2 separate regions of the Mus musculus genome follow, and region 2 is linked to region 1. Evidence: chromatin loops called from intact Hi-C (ENCODE). Cell type or tissue: left cerebral cortex. All regions are shown on one strand.

Region 1 (8,000 bases):
TGTAGGGGAATCGAGGGTAGGGAGGTGGAAGTGGGTGGATGGAGGAACACTCTCATAGAAGCAGGGGATTTCCCGGAAGTGGGGGGCGGGAAAAGGGATTAGAAATGTAAATAAAGAAAATATCCAAGAAAAAAGAAAAAAAAGTTAGATAGATAGATAGATAGATAGATAGATAGATAGATAGATAGATAGATAGATAGATAGATAAAAGGCCTTCATGATCTTTTTCTTTCTGGGCCAAACGCCTATGTAACACTTGAGAATGAGTAAGGGTGGCAGTGAGAAGCAGTTGTGTCCCAGGATACTCACACTCCTACATCCACCCAGGACCTCTCTGTACCATCACCCATGCCCTGAGGCTGTAGGAACTAGACAAGGCATTTGATCTTACTCACATAAACATTTTAGACTTGGGCTGTCAAGATGCTCAGCAAGTAAAAGTACTTTCCTTGCAAGCCTCACACAGTCTAAGATCAATCCCTGGAACCCACTCAAAGGTAGATGATGCTACTCCTGAAAATTGTCCTCTGACCTCCACACTTGTGCTTCAATGCCTCTCTCTCTCTCTGTCCCTCTCACACATACACACACACACACGGGGGGGGGGGGAGCACACAAAAACACAATAATAGGTTTTTTTTAAGCTTTTTTCTCACTCAACCCAAGGACTAAGAAACATATGGAGAAGCACAAAAGTCCTGTTTCTTGTTTCCTCCAGCCTGTCTTAGAGGAAGCAAACATAGTAACCAGAAGGTTTAAACTTTGCTTGTTGAAGTTTTTCTCAGAATAGAATTCTCCTTCTTCAGAACTTGAAAACTTTGCATTCACTGAAGGTATGCAGGCTGCATAGACAGATGTACAGAGTGGAATTTTCCATTTATAGAATAATAATCTTCATATCACTCTGGGGGCCACCATGCTTGTGGTAAGAACTCAAGTTCAGTGTCAGCAAAACTGCCAGGCTTCTGTGGGAGACTTGTTTATTTTTGGTGCTGGTGGCAGGGTGGTGGGGGTGGGCATAAAGGGTGATTTTGAACTTGAGTTCAACACAAACTTTAAAAAAGGAACTACACTGTCAAGTGCAGAGTATCCCTGCCTGGCTTCAGGTCTCTACCAAACAGTGGAAACTAGGACATGAGAAAGAACATGAAATGTATCTTCAAGCCCTAACTTGACAGTTGATCAGAATAGAAGCCCTTTTCTGGCTTCAGGTTCTGTCCCTGTCACCAGTGGGCTCTGTACAGCTCCCTGCAGGCAGGAGCTCATGTAGAATCTCTTGTGCAATGTATGGAAGCATCATTGTCAATTTTTTTTTTTAAGATTTATTTATTATATGTAAGTACACTGTAGCTGTCTTCAGACACTCCAGAAGAGGGCGTCAGATCTTGTTACAGATGGTTGTGAGCCACCATGTGGTTGCTGGGATTTGAACTTCAGACCTCTGGAAGAGCAGTCGGGTGCTCTTACCCACTGAGCCATCTCACCAGCCCCCATTGTCAATTTAAAAAAGCCTATGGCCAATCAGCTGAGTCAGGAAGTAGGAGATTGGGGGAGGGGGGAGGGGGGAGGGAGGGAGGGAGGGAGGGAGGGAGGGAGGGAGGGAGAAAGAGAGAGAGAGAGAGAGAGAGAGAGAGAGAGAGAGAGAGAGAGAGAGAGAGAGAGAGAGAGAGAGAGAGAAAGGAAAGAAAGAAAAGAGTTGAGTTCTGGGAAAGATTTAGGCACGGGAGATTTGCCCCAAACTTGGAGGACACAGATGCATGAAACTGAGAAATAAGCAGCCACGTGACATTCACAGAATAAAATAAATGAGGAGATCCGCCCCAGAACACTGAAGGAGACAGTTGCGTGAGACTGAGGAGTTAGACTACAATGAACAGGTTATGAGCTAGTCGAGAAACAAGCCAAAATTATTGGTGTAGGCATTTACTCTTATATAAGAAGTCACAGAGTCATTGTATTTCAGGGAACAAAGAGGCTGGGTGGAAAAATCACAAGGCTATAGGCTCAAGCAAAGCCGCACAATTCCAACTTACTTCTTTCCAGCTACGCACCGATGTAAATACAAACTTAGCCTAAAAAAACCTTCTGTGCTGTGGTGTTCAGGGTGGTCGCCTGCCTTGAGTCCTGATTCTAACCGTGACATAGTCACTGTTTGACCTTCAAGAACTCCATCTCTTCTTGTGGGGGGAGGGGTGTCCTCATTTTCTTCACCTGTAAAGACTAAATTAGATGATCCCAAAGATCCCTCTTACAAGTGATCTGTTTCACCCGCACATTCATTCTAACCCTAACCCAAACCAGAACCAAATTCTGAGCATCCTTTGTATAACCCAACAGACACACTGTGGCATTGGTTTGCCTTACTGGCCTTCATTGGACTTTGCTGGCGGATGCCGGTCTTCACTGACAATGCTCTGACATTGGCGTGATTTCTTTGCTGATCTTCACTTTTCGTGACTTCATAGAGAGTAACTTGCAAAAACAAAAAAAAAAAAACCCTCATATTTTGGCGGCTTCCTGCCACTTCCATGGACCCACGCCCATTGTTGGAGCCTCATGGTTTCTTCTGGATTGGTCTGCAGCTACTGATTCATGTTTGGTGACACTATTGAACTGGACTGCTGATATCCTGACAACAAAGGTCGGAATAACTACTTCTAAACAGGTCCATGACCCCCTTGTCCTATTAACCGTTCTTCCTCCCCTACCTTTGGTAGGCTATAAGGTAGCCTGATGTGTTGAAGAACCTTTATTGAAGTAGGTTTGTAAAAAAAAAAAAAAAAAAAAAAATCTAAGCCAAAACATGTGAATGTGACCTACCACCCAAAGAAAACTCACAGCATCAGAGGAGAGGTCTTACCACCTTGCTTCCATTGACACTGTACGGTACAGAGTGGGAAAGCTAGATCAGCCCTCTCCTCTGCAGAGCATTTTCTGACCCTCATCCTAGGTCACATTCCAGAAGAGTCCTCGGTGTCTTTTCCTAGTTTCAAATTATTTTTTGAGGTTGTTGGTGTTTATCACTTTAAGTTGCTTCTTTTCCAGGGAAGAGCAAGACTACTTCTTTCCCTCCTAGTAAGTCCTTTATTTTCCAGGGTTTTACCAAAAAGAGAAAATGTTATCTGTTTCAAAGCATTGAATATGCTGTTTTTCAAGTTCCACAGACCCTAGATTTCCATATAAGCACCCTGAAGAGGAGCTTCACACAAACTGGTCCGTAGTAAGAATTTCTAGCCCAGTTGTAGCCTCCACCTAACCTAAGTAAGTGAACAGCCTACGGCCCCAATTTCTGAACACCTGTTGGACCTGTTTTGATCCTCCACTACTCACTACCATATAAACTATATAAATCGTGAGCTTCCTCCCTGAGCCTCAAAGTTTGTGGGAGGACTTCACCCTGTGGAAAGTGCTCCAGAGCGCTGTGCCAACTGAAGTCACTGGGTCTTTAGCTGGGCTCTGATGGGAGCTAGCGCCTAGCCTTGCCTCCCCCAGCTTTTCTTGCTGATGATGATAAAAAGGAAAGTGGTAGCTTCAAACCATAAACCCGGTCCAGCCAAACCTGCAAGTGGATGCAAGTGCATCCCAGTTGCTTCATTGCGATCTGTGCCATTGGCATCCTCAATACCCCGCAGTGAAAAAAACAAAAACAAAAACCCAAGCTGGGTTACCGGCTGAGGTCTCCACGCTCGTGCAAAAGCAAGCCCCAGCCACCGCCTCATTCAGTCGCTTTCTGCACAGCCATTCCCTCCCAGCAAGCGCCGCCCGCCCCTTCCCCGATCGCCACCAATCAGCGTCCCGACCGGCGCCCGCGGAGTCAGGTCCGCAGCCATTGAGCGCCAGGGCCCGAGGCGGCGCCTCACCCGCCCCCTCGCAGGATGCCAGGCGCCCCGCAGCTGGTGAGGTGGGCGCAGCGCACGGGGCGCAGGAAACGCGCGGGGCTGGAGAAGAGCGCGCGCCCGCCTCCGCTCCGCCTCCGTCCGGGGGCGCGGGCGCAGTGGCCCGGGCGGAGGATCGCAGGGGGCAGGGCCGAGACAGCGAGGAGGGGCACAGGAGAAAGCGGGAGCGATAAAAGGAAGCAAGGCTGCCCTACCCCACGGCAGGCCGGCGGGCAAGCTCCTGCGTCCCTTCCGTCTGGCCCTTGCCGGCGGCGGCGGCGGGGAGGCGCGCGGCCCGCTGCCGGCCCATGGAGGCTTTCCCTTGGGCGCCACGCTCGCCCCGCCGCGCCCGCGCCCCCGCGCCTATGGCGCTCGTGCCCAGCGCCCGCTACGTGAGCGCCTCGGGCCCGGTGCACCCGCAGCCCTTCAGCTCCTGGAACGACTACCTGGGGCTTGCCACGCTCATCACCAGGGCTAGCGACCGCGGCTCCCCGCATGAGGGGCCCGGGCCCACGGCGGCGGGGCCCACGATGGGGCCGCCCGAGGACGATGAAGACGATGACGGCGAAGAGCCGGAGGCCGGGGGCCGCTACCTGGGCGGTGCGTTGGAACTGCGCGCACTAGAGCTGTGTGCCGGCCCCGCTGAGCCCGGGTTGCTGGAGGAGCGCTTCGCTGAGCTGAACCCGTTTGCAGGGCGCGCCGCCGCGGTTCTGCTGGGCTGCGCGCCCACCGCCTCCACCACCGCCGCCGCCGCATCCACGGCCGAAGTGACGCCGCGCGAAGAGCCAAGCCCTGCGTGGGCTGCCGAGCCTCGTCTGCACGCGGCTTCCGGGGCGACCGCCGCACGTCTGCTGAAACCGGAGCTTCAGGTGTGTGTGTTTTGCCGGAACAACAAGGAGGCGGTGGCGCTCTACACCACACACATCCTCAAGGGCCCGGACGGCCGGGTGCTGTGCCCGGTCTTGCGCCGCTACACGTGCCCCCTGTGCGGCGCCAGCGGCGACAACGCACATACCATCAAGTATTGCCCGCTCTCCAAAGTGCCACCGCCCACCGTCCGCCCGCCGCCGCGCAGCAACAGGGACAGCCTGCCCAGCAAGAAGCTGCGCTAGGAGCGGGCTGCATCAAGCTGTGTACACCTGAAACCTGCGCTCCTCTCCCTTGCCTCAATTTGGGAAGTCGTCTTGATTTTACGGAAGCCGCAGGAGCGCAGCACTTTCTTGTGGAGTGGTCGGTCTCTGACGTTGAAATCTTGAATTTTGTCCCTAGTTTCTAAAACGCGCATCCAGAACGGTGAGGGCTGAGCGGGTGTACCACCGGTTGAGTTGCGGTGAATGAGGCGCTGTTTACTGTATACGTCGGCCTAGTTTAGGTGCGCAACCGTATGAAATTGTCTCTCATCTTGGATGTTTCGTTTTATGAATGGAGGCACTTTATAACGTCTAAAGTATTTTTAATAGCCTCTGAACTGAGTGTAAAACTAACAATTGTATGGAATGTCGGCAAAATGACTTTTATTGTTTGATGCAATTAATTTATTTTAGTTTGTCATTCTAATTGCAGGTAAAGCAACTTAGTGCACTTCCCAGTATTGAGAGGGTGTTCTTCCTCGTGGCTTGTTTCTGTCCTAGATGGGAGGCTTAAAGGCACAATCTGTAGCAGGTAGAATACAGTTCCTTATCCTTTTATGCATCAGATATTCTGAATTAGCAAGTAGTCTTTCCAATCCTTAAAATTAACTGTGCCAAGGCTTAATCATATCGTGTACATATTTGGAAACGGTGCTGTTTGAGAGACGTGTATTTATACAGTGACAGTATTATGAATCCATTAATCTCCCCAGTAACTCCTGCTTAGCATTTTCTCTATGCACTACCCCGATGGTCCAATTCTTTGTGTCTGATGCTAAGACATTTCCTCCTCAGAAAGGAGGAAACCTATTTAGAGCAGTGTTAACCCACCTTGATTGCTCAAGTTCAGGGTTCCTAAATAGAAAATGGGGAACTATAATGCAATAACTCGAGTTCCAAAAGGTTCTACTCTGGGCTGTTTGCCTTTCAATTTACAGAGGGTGTGCCAGAATAAACCACTTCAAGTCTGTCTCATTAACTCCCTCTTGGTGGTTCCACTATTACTGAGACCCTTGTCTGCTTCCAGAACCCCAAAAGATCTTCATGCAAAGTTCCTCTTTCCAGTACTCCTGTAAATCTATCATAGTGAGTGCTGGAATATGGCACAAAACTACCTACCATCTAGACAGAAGAGGCAAAGGTAAAGGTGAATTAAGATAAATTCAGCCATGCATCAACACCACTATCTGCTAATACCAGCCAAGAGTTTAAGTATATAATGTTTGCAATAGTCAGATTTAGCTAGGAATACTGGGAGTTAGGCTAGACTGCCTTTCGTATTAAGTAGCAACTTTACAGCAAACTTACTTTCTGTATAAAAAGAGGCTGGTGTGAAAATACAGCTGTTAGCCCTATTGGTAAAAGGGAGGACTTTCTTCACAAGGAAGAAAACTATCCCTGTTAGTTATAGCCCCACATTCACTGGGCCTAGGCCTGAATGTAATAAAACGTTGTTATTTTGCTAGAAAATATACTACTTGTTTTGAGGTGAAGTTTTTCAAGTCAACATAAATTCACATCCTCTAGCTAATCTGCCTTTTCAAAAAGGTATTCTCAATGTCAAAAGCAAAATCAAGTCAGATTGCTGTAATCCCATCAGATATTTCCCAAGGCACGTATGTATGGTGCCAGTATTTAAGCACATGAGCTGAACCATGACCACATGTACCTAATGCCAACTTTTAATTTTCGGCATCTTACCAGAACTAAAGGCTGCTGAAACTGGCATTCTTGTCCCATGGTATTGAGAGGGCTCTTGGAAAATATCAAACTAAGTAGCTGTTATATTAACAGGGAGACAGCTGTCAGAAAAGCGCTTCTAAACACAAGGACCCAAGTTCTATCCCCAGCATCTACATAAGGGAATAGTGGTATGCCTATAACCCCAGTGCTCACGAGGCAGAGGCCAGCCACGCTACATGGATGGGCTCCAGGTCTGAGTGAAAAACATGATCTCATAAGCTAGATGGTTGTCTGAAGTTGGACCTCCACATTCATCTGCAGATTTGGGGTAATTTAAGCCAAAGGTAGCTATGATTGCATCACTGGGGACACTAGCAAGGCAGTCTAGCTCCAGGTATGGAAAAACCCAGATTCAAAAGAAACATCTTGTTTGAAGAAAAGGAGAATATGATTGAGTAGGGCAACCCTTGACCTCTGACCTCCATGTGCTTGCACACAGTAGTGACCACACAAAACTGTATCCCACATGGTGTTCTCCAACCCATGCCAAGTCTGTGTTTCCCAGCTAACAGATACTGAAAGTGTACAGCCAAAAAAAAAAAAAAAAAAAAGAAAAAGTACTTGTTTTTCTAGTGTTCTAGAGAAAATAAACTTAGCCCTAAAAATAACCAATCCTTTAATCCTGACACTCAGGAAGTAGAGGAAGGCTTGGAATGCAATGTTATAAAGGTTTTGCAAAATTGTTTACAGTAGACATCCAAGTTTAGGGCCATGGGTATAGCTCAATGATAGAGCACTTGCCTAGAATGCACAAAACCCTAGAATGCCATTAAAGGGACAAAAATGAAACTTAAAACCCAAAGTTTCATATAACACTTTGATAAAGTTGGCTTCTGCCTAAGAAAGCACTGTGGATCTGGCTAGACCACAAAAAGGGACAGCATTGTAACAGCTTCACCATGGGCAGAAAGGCACAGGTTGTGCTGTGCTTTAGCCTGCATTTGTCTATCCAAACTTGCTAGTTTTATCGGCTTTTTACTTTTTTGTACTTTATTTTTCCTATAAAGTCCTTTTCAGAAGTTAAATGGCTTTGATTATAACTTTTGTTAGATATATTAAACCAAAACCATGTATTTCAAAACTATCAGAAATGTGTTTTATTTCAGGCTAATTTTGTTGTCTTGAGTTTGCTGAATAACATGCCCTCTAATATAATATAGCTGATATATAATTCCCTCTATTATAAATATAACTTTGACAAAGTGTCTTTGGGAAAAACATGAAGAGTTTCACCAGCCAAAACTGACCTGGA
Region 2 (8,000 bases), 320 kb before region 1:
ATGCCTCACAGAGTTACGTGTGCACAAACAAACAAACAAACAAACAAACAAACAAAACCACTAATGGCAAAAAGGTTAGTTTCAAAGAAACACCATAACTTGATGGCAACACAGTAAGACATATATAATGAAGGCTGTATGCCAGAATGGGGAGAAGAGACCTCAGTGTAGAACTGGACTCAATTCCATGCACAACTTGGGTCAGCAGAGATGATAGTCAAAAAGCAATCTGGGTGGGGAAGAGGTAAGGACACCTAAGAGGTAGTAAGTTCTCAGGTTCTAACCTATTGTGGTTTTGGTGAAGGCAGGCAAATGTAAGCAGACATCCCTGGGGGGAACAGCAGTGGGAAGAATCTGACCCGAGACCAAGGATGAGTAGATCAGAGAGGGCTCTTGCTAGGCTGGTTCAGTTAAATTCTTGCAAGGAGATAGAAAGGTTTAGGAGACTATCTGATAATTTGGCCAAGCAAAGACTTTTTGGCATTGGCAAAGAAAAGTATTGATCCTAAAATCCAAGATAGGAAAATAGATTGTAGGCCTGCAGAGAGAAAGAAAAATTATATATAATTATATATAAAAATTATACACACATACACACACACACACACACATATATATATACATACATATATATGTTGTATTGAGAAAACGGAGATGTGCCAGATAGTAATTTTAGCACTGGGACTATGTTCATAGGAAGAAATAGAGTACATAGCAGGGAATCTAAAAGAAATCATTGTCTATTTACTCACCAGGTAAGTATACTATGCCTTCTTTGGGCTGGTCTTCTAAGATCAGGGAAGTAAAAATAGCTCTCTCCAAAATACCTATAGGATACTTGTTTTATATAGATAATAGTTGAGTGGACGAATAGACAATTGATAGATCATAGATATAAATGATAAGATAGATGGTAGATGGATGATAGATGACAGATAGATAGATAGATAGATAGATAGATAGATAGATAGATAGATAGATAGATAGATAGATGATAGAGAGATAGAGAGATAGAGAGATAGATGATAGAGATAGATGAGAGATATATTGAGAGATATATAAGGAGTTATAAATATAGATGTACATTTTATGTGTGTGTGCATGTGCATGAGTAAATGCACATGTGTTCATGTGCATGTAGAACACCATCCATCTTTTATTGGGACATGGTCCCTCATTGACCTAGAACTTACCAAGTAGGCTAGGTTGATTAGCCAATAAGACCCATGGAACCTTTCTGCTAATGTTTCTGCAATTCTAACTCCATCATCATGCTCAGCTTTTTAAAAACGGGTTCAAGGGATTAAAATCATGTCCTTGTGGTTATAAGATGTAGTGGTTTGAGTATGTTCAGCCTAGGAAGTGGCACTATTTGGAGGTGTAGCCTTGGAGTAGGTGTGTCACTGCTAGTGTGGGCTTTCAGACTCCCATCCTAGCTGCCTGGAAGCCAGTCTTCTAGCAGCCTTCAGATGAAAATGTAGAACTCTCAGCTCCTCCTGCACCATGATTGTCCGGATGCTGCTATGTTCTGGCCTTGATGATAATGGACTGAACTTCTGAACCTGTAAGCCCCAATTAAGTGTTGTCATCATAAGAGTTGCCTTTGTCATGGTGTCTGTTCACAGCAGTAAAACCCTACGAACAGAAATTGGTATCAGGGACTGGGGCATACTGTGATAGGTCTGACTATGCTTTTGTTTGGAAGGATGTGGATTTGGGATTTTGGATTTGAGAAGCAGTGGAATCATTTAAGTGGGGTTTAGTGGGCAATCCTAGTAGAAATATAAAAGACTTTGTTACTGAGAGCAATTTGAACTGTGCAGATCTGGCTCAAGAGGTTTCAGTAGAGAAGAATTTCAGTATGTAGCATAGAGACTGTTTTTGTGATATCTTAGTGAAGAATGTGGCTGCTTTTTACCATTGTCCAGAGTCTGCCTGAGGCTAAGGTGAAAAGATTTAGATTAATTACTTTGAAAAAGGAAGTCTCAAAAGAGCCTAGTATAAATTCTTTTGTGTGGTTACTAACGTTCATTCTTATGAAAAGCATTTTAATGAAAATGAGCAAACTGAGAAAGGGAAAATATAAAATATATAGTTCAAGTATTAAACAGGTACCAGGAAGTAGAATGGAGCTGGGTCCTATGTTCTAGGAATTAACAGATTAAGGAAGTAGGACTTTGGGGCAAGATCCCACCCAGATAATTTAGGTCCAGACATGGTGGTACACACCTTTAATCCCAGGAGACAATGACAAACAGATCTCTGAGTTCAAGGCCAGCCTGGGACAGAGCAAGTTTTAGGTGAAGAAAAGCTTAAATCCAGGAGTGGTGGTACAGACCTTTAATCCCAGGTGACAGAGCCATGAAGATCTCATAGTTCAAGGTCAATCTACAAAAACATTCCAGGACAGCCAAACTTAGGCAGTGAGGGAGTTGGAAAACAGACAGCTGGTAATAGAATAAGGGGAGGCATGTTCCAGACCCAGAAAGCAGCAGAACTTGGCAGCTTTAACCACATGGCTCTGGCTTTAAAGTCCAGAATAGAAAGGACTTCTGGGACAATTGATGATGGTTAGCTGGAACTAAGAAATTAGTGGTGGTTGAGAAGAGACCAGCATCACTGATGTGAAATCATCTGGGAAGTGTTTTCTGTGAGCACAAAGAAGCTGTGTTCCTGAAATAGCCAAGGTTGTACCTCGTGCTGCAGCTGGACTTGGTAATGTTCAAGAGTCACCCAGATGGTACTGGTTTTGAAGACATGAAGTAGTCATGAAGAGCAACTGAGGCTTGGCACTGTAAGAGGCTATGGCTAGTTATGGCCCCCATAAACACATGTGTTTGAACAAGCCTATGGGAGCCAGGAAGTAGAATGTAGTGGTTTGAATATGTTTGACCCAGGGAATGGCATTATTTGAAGGTGTGGCCATGGAGTAGGTGTGTCACTGCGGGTGTGGGCTTTAAGACCCTTATCCTAGCTGCCTGGAAACCAGTCTTCTAGCAGCCTTCAGACGAAGATGGCGAACTCTCAGCTTCTCCTGCATCATGCCTGCCTGGATGCTGCCATGTTCCTGCCTTGATGATAACAGACTAAATCTCTGAACCTGTAAGCCAGCCCCAATTAAATGTTGTCCTTATAAGAGTTTCCTTGGTCATGGTGTCTGTTCACAGCAGTAAAACCCTAAGACATAAGGCAAGCACTGATCCATCTCCCAAGCCCCCTCACTTGTCATATTCTGTAAATAAGTCCATTCCACTCTGATGTATTCACTGGGCTGAGGGCTCCTCATGATGGTGAGTGTGTCATTTCTGTGTCCACTACCCAAAGACCATTACTGTCCAGTGCTATCTACTGTCTCACTGACAACTCATCCTTGTAATGTCCCCACCGCTGAGAGGAATAAACGGTAACTCAAGCAGTGTGATAACTGAAAGATTCTTCTGCCTTTCCCCTGGAGGCAATTTCATCCTAGAAAAATACTTCTGTCTGTCACTTGATGGCGATCAAGGCTCACACAGTTTGGATACAACTGGAAGCTGATCCTGCTCAGATTCCTTCAAGTCTTGAGAAAGGTTTGGTTTTTGTTTTGTAATATCTGGAGGGGAAACAGCCCCTCGTCCCCCACCATCTCTATCTACTTTTTTCTTCAGTTCATATTCTTGCCTAGGTAAATGAACTACCAAATGGATCCTGAGAGCCACCAGGGCACTAGACTTAGTGAACTTGGAGATGACTGTGACTGTTGAGGTAAATAAGTCTATGAATCCCCAGGAGTCTGAGCCTGTCGTGTGCTCTTACTCCACCTGCAGGCCAACCTGAAAATTGCAGCATCACTGGCCTGGATCATCTAGATCTGAATCTGAAACTTTTCCACACTGGAATTATTGAGCTCAATAGTCCACTGACCCATCTCTCCATCCTTATGGTTTTTTAATAGTTGGTTAAAGGACCTGCCCCAAAGGCGTAAGGACAGAAGAGTAAGAAATGAGGAAGATCTGATCCCCAGAGTCCAATAAAGACCAGTGGACATGGCAGCTCACAACCATCAGGGTTGGGGGAGAACGTGGGGGTGGGGGACTATCTCAGTATGTAAGTGGAGAAAACCAAGGAAGATGTCAAACATCAACAACTGATTTACACATGCACCACAAAACTCATATGTACTCATGTACAACCACACATTTATAAATGCTCACACACCATACATACATACATACATACATACATACATACATACATACATACATACATACAGTTTTTAAAATACCTGTATATCTGAGCTGGAGTAAACAGCCTATCCTTGAAGACAGAATAAAGCAAAGGAGAGTGAGAGAGAAAATGTTAAATCCACTTCATCTACTAGACTCTCCCCCAAAGAAAGCTAATGGGTCCTAATTTCTTTCAAAAAAAAAATAACTGGAGACAAGTCTTTGCTGGCTTGGCATGATTGTATAAGCCAAAGGGTCAACTTCTTGAACTCGAGTCTGCAAGTCTTGAGCCTCAGAGAATCCAACATCTGAGACCTGGGTCTGAAGAGTAGGCAGTCAGTCAGCTCTGCACTCTAGCACTGAGAAGAAGATAATGATAGCCACCATTCCCTGAGTGTATGGCAGGACCTGACTCAAGTGTTTTATGTGTATCATTCTATTTAATCTGAGCAATGGCCCTGTGCAGCAGGTATGTCCCTCAGCCCATGGAAAGGTAACTACACGGTTTTGAAAAAAAGCTAAGACTGGTCTGGGAATATAGTTCAGTAGGTGTATAGCTCAGTGCTTGCCCAGCAAGAGCAAGATAAGAGAAAGCTGGAGGGCTAAAGTAAAATCCAGGTAGAGTACTTTCCTAGTGTGCATAAGGCCCTGAATTCAATGCACAGTAACAGCAGGGATGTTTATGAACTTCCTACTCAAGGCAGGACCTGAAGTCATGCTGCTAAACTTGACTGATCAGCTGCTGCCTCCAGGTGTCTCCATCCTCTAGCCAAGACTAGCCCTAACCATGGTGGCAGATGAGCTGCATCTGTGGTTCTGTGAGTTTCCTGCAGAAAGTAGAAGCCACTGGCATGCTTTGGCATCAGGTTCACGTTCAGATCCCAGATATTGGCAATTGGCATCTGGGTACTTAACCTCTTAAATACTAGTTTCTCTTTTAAGTGGGATTTTTGTAATGCCCTCTTTATACAACTGTGGTAAAGATGCCAAGAGATGATACATGTGTTTGTGTGCGTGCATGTGAACATGTATACTTGTATGCAAGCATATTGAGGCTAGAGATCAATGTCTTGTGTCTTTATCTTTTGTTCTTATTTTTTGATACAAGTGTCTTGCTAAACTTAGCACTCATTGAACTGGGGTATCTGGCCAGCAAGCCCAAGGATCCTTTTGTCTCCTCTTCTCCAGCTCAGGGGCTACAGACACACGACACTGCATCCACCTTTATAGGTGGGTGCTGGAGATCTGAACTCTGGTTTTCATGCTTGCTCTACAAATCTCTTATCCACTGAGCCTCTTTCTTCTCTCTCTGTCTCTCTCTCTCAGTCTCTCTCTGTGTCTGTCTCTCTGTCTCTCTGTCTCTGTCTCTCTCTTTCCCTCTCTCACATACACGGTGTGTCTAGGAGGGAAGGAGGAAGGGAGGGAGAGAGGGAGGGAGAGATAGAGAGGCAGATGGAGAAACTAACAACAAATCCCAAGAGGCTCTGGGACCATAGGAATGAAACCCAGCAGTGGAAAGACAAAGGTTCTAAAAATGAGTAGTGCTCAGCCTAGGATCACTAGGGCCCATAAATTCTCATGCCTAGGCCCCATTTTCAGACCAATTAAACCAGTATCCTTGAAAGTGAAAGCCAAACATTGGCTCACTCCAAAAGAAACCCAAGGGACTAATATTCAGCCAGAATGAGCCACTCCTGGGCATGTGAGTGTTTGGTCTGGCAGAGAGCAAGGGATGGCCCCTCACCAGCTTTCTCCCCCGTTTCTCTAGAAGCAAAAATCAAAGCTCAGGCCTCACTCTGACAGTTGAAATCTCCACAAGGTTTGGACAGGTCTGTTTGCAACCTTGGTGTTGCAATTAGCAGCTTCTTCTGGCTTTGGTAATGTGGTGACAGACAGACGAAATGCATACGCCACAAGATTAAATAACAAGGAGATGTTATGCCAACAAAATTAACTTGTCCAGCCCTGTTCCTTAGCAACTGCGCTATTACTGTAGGTTTCCTTCCGAGGCCTCTGGTCCTTCACACCACTCCCTTTCATTAAGATGTGAGCTGGTTATTTATAACTTTAATGAAAAGGAAAGAAAGGGAAGGGATGTGGGAAAAGAAACTGGTAACTGTCCTTCAGATTACACCAGTCCAATCTGCCCCCAGACAAACAGAATCAAGACCACAACTTTTAAATCAGGGTGTTGACTTTCCTGCATACTTAACTCCTCCAGGCCCCTCCTTGGGCTTCATAGGGCAAGGCTACCTTTGATAGAAAGAGTGACTTTGCCAATTCAATCTGAGGCTGCCTGGGAAACCATTGTTCAGGAGTCAGGACTGAACTCTGAAGTACAGAACATGCTGTTCTCTAGGGAAAATCATTTTTAATGCAGCAGACACAGCCACAGATAAAGTAATTAAGGTGCTTGTGGGACCATCCCTTCTTACACTGTCAAGTGGAAATGCTAAAGAGGGTGCTCTTTATGTACAGGTTTTGGCATACAGGGAAATAGCAGAGGCTGAAGGTCACCGACACATCACACCTGGCTAATTCAGGGTCCCTGGCCCTGGATAGCAGTAATCCCTGAAACCTAAGGAGTAGACAGAGATTTGGCTTCCTGTGGTCTTCTGATGGGATCCAGCTACACTCTAGACCTTGCCTGATCATATTTGTTATTGATGGGATTTTGGGCTTTGATAGTTTTTAAAGCCTCTTAAGAAATAATATTTGGGAGAGCCATCTTGGTTCCCGAATCCCACCGAGACTAGTCTGTGCAGGTGAGAGTGTGGACTACAGAAGCTAACAGCTTCTGGGACAGGCTGAAGACACAGAGCTTCTGAGGCAGACCCCGTTTCGGGCTCCAGACATCTAGGCACCTTCCCTGCCAGAGGAGAGGTGTCCGCCCCTCCCGGAAGGGCTTTGCCAGAGCACCTGGAGGAGCCATCTTGGTTCCCAGATCCCTCTGAGACTAGTCTGTGCAGGTGAGAGTGTGGACTACAGAAGCTAACAGCTTCTGGTACAGGCCCTGTTTCTTCGGCCTTCATCTTCTGCCAGGAGGCAGGTCCGAAAGCCAGATATCTGTGCACCTTCCCTGCAAGAGGAGAGCCTGCCTGCAGAGAGTGCTCTGACCACTGAAACTCAGAGGAGAGAGCTAGTCTCCGAGATCTGCTGATAGACGGTAACAGAATCACCAGAGGAACAATCTCTAACCACAGACAACTTTAACAACTAACTCCAGAGATTACCAGATGGCAAAAGGCAAACGTAAGAATCTTACTAACAGAAACCAAGACCACTCACCATAATCAGAACCCAGCACTCCCACCTCAGCCAGTCCTGGGCACCCCAGCACACCCGAAAAGCTAGACCCAGATTTAAAAGCATATCTCATGATGATATCAAGAAGGTAGAGGATATCAAGAAGGACTTTAATAACTCACTTAAAGAAATACAAGAGAACACTGCTAAAGAGTTACAAGTCCTGAAAGAAAAACAGGAAAACACAACCAAACAGGTAGAAGTCCTTAAAGAAAAACAGGAAAACACATCCAAACAGGTGATGGAAATGAACAAAAACATACTAGACCTAAAAAGAGAAGTAGACACAATAAAGAAAACCCGAAGTAAAGCAACGCTGGAGATAGAAACGCTAGGAAAGAAATCTGGAACCATAGATGCGAGCATCAGCAACAGAATACAAGAGATGGAAGAGAGAATCTCAGGTGCAGAAGATTCTATAGAGAACATCGGCACAACAATCAAAGAAAATTCAAAATGGAAAAAGATTCTAACTCAAAACATCCAGGA

Evidence for each region. Peaks named below come from ENCODE experiments on the same cell type or tissue, not always from the same donor. Only the 100,000 strongest peaks of a DNase experiment are listed, where the experiment ranks them.
Region 2: a loop joins it to region 1, with 3 times the contacts of the local background. A loop is called at or near these places in 3 of 42 quality-filtered maps.

The regions. Positions count from the first base shown.
Region 1 is chr19:60,752,083-60,760,082 of GRCm38, forward strand. It overlaps Nanos1 (nanos C2HC-type zinc finger 1), which reads left to right and starts at 3,905. Exons shown (of 1, transcript NM_178421.3): 1 at 3,905-7,832. The coding sequence starts at 4,184. The coding sequence ends at 4,987. In left cerebral cortex, a CTCF peak has its summit at 3,768; DNase peaks (open chromatin) are centred at 3,813 and 4,727; H3K4me3 peaks cover 2,866 bases; H3K27ac peaks cover 1,607 bases.
Region 2 is chr19:60,434,239-60,442,238 of GRCm38, forward strand. No RefSeq gene overlaps it. Among named protein-coding and RNA genes, the nearest start is that of Prlhr, 30 kb to the right of the region's middle. In left cerebral cortex, a CTCF peak has its summit at 3,789 (motif pointing left); DNase peaks (open chromatin) are centred at 3,560, 3,739, 5,937 and 6,155.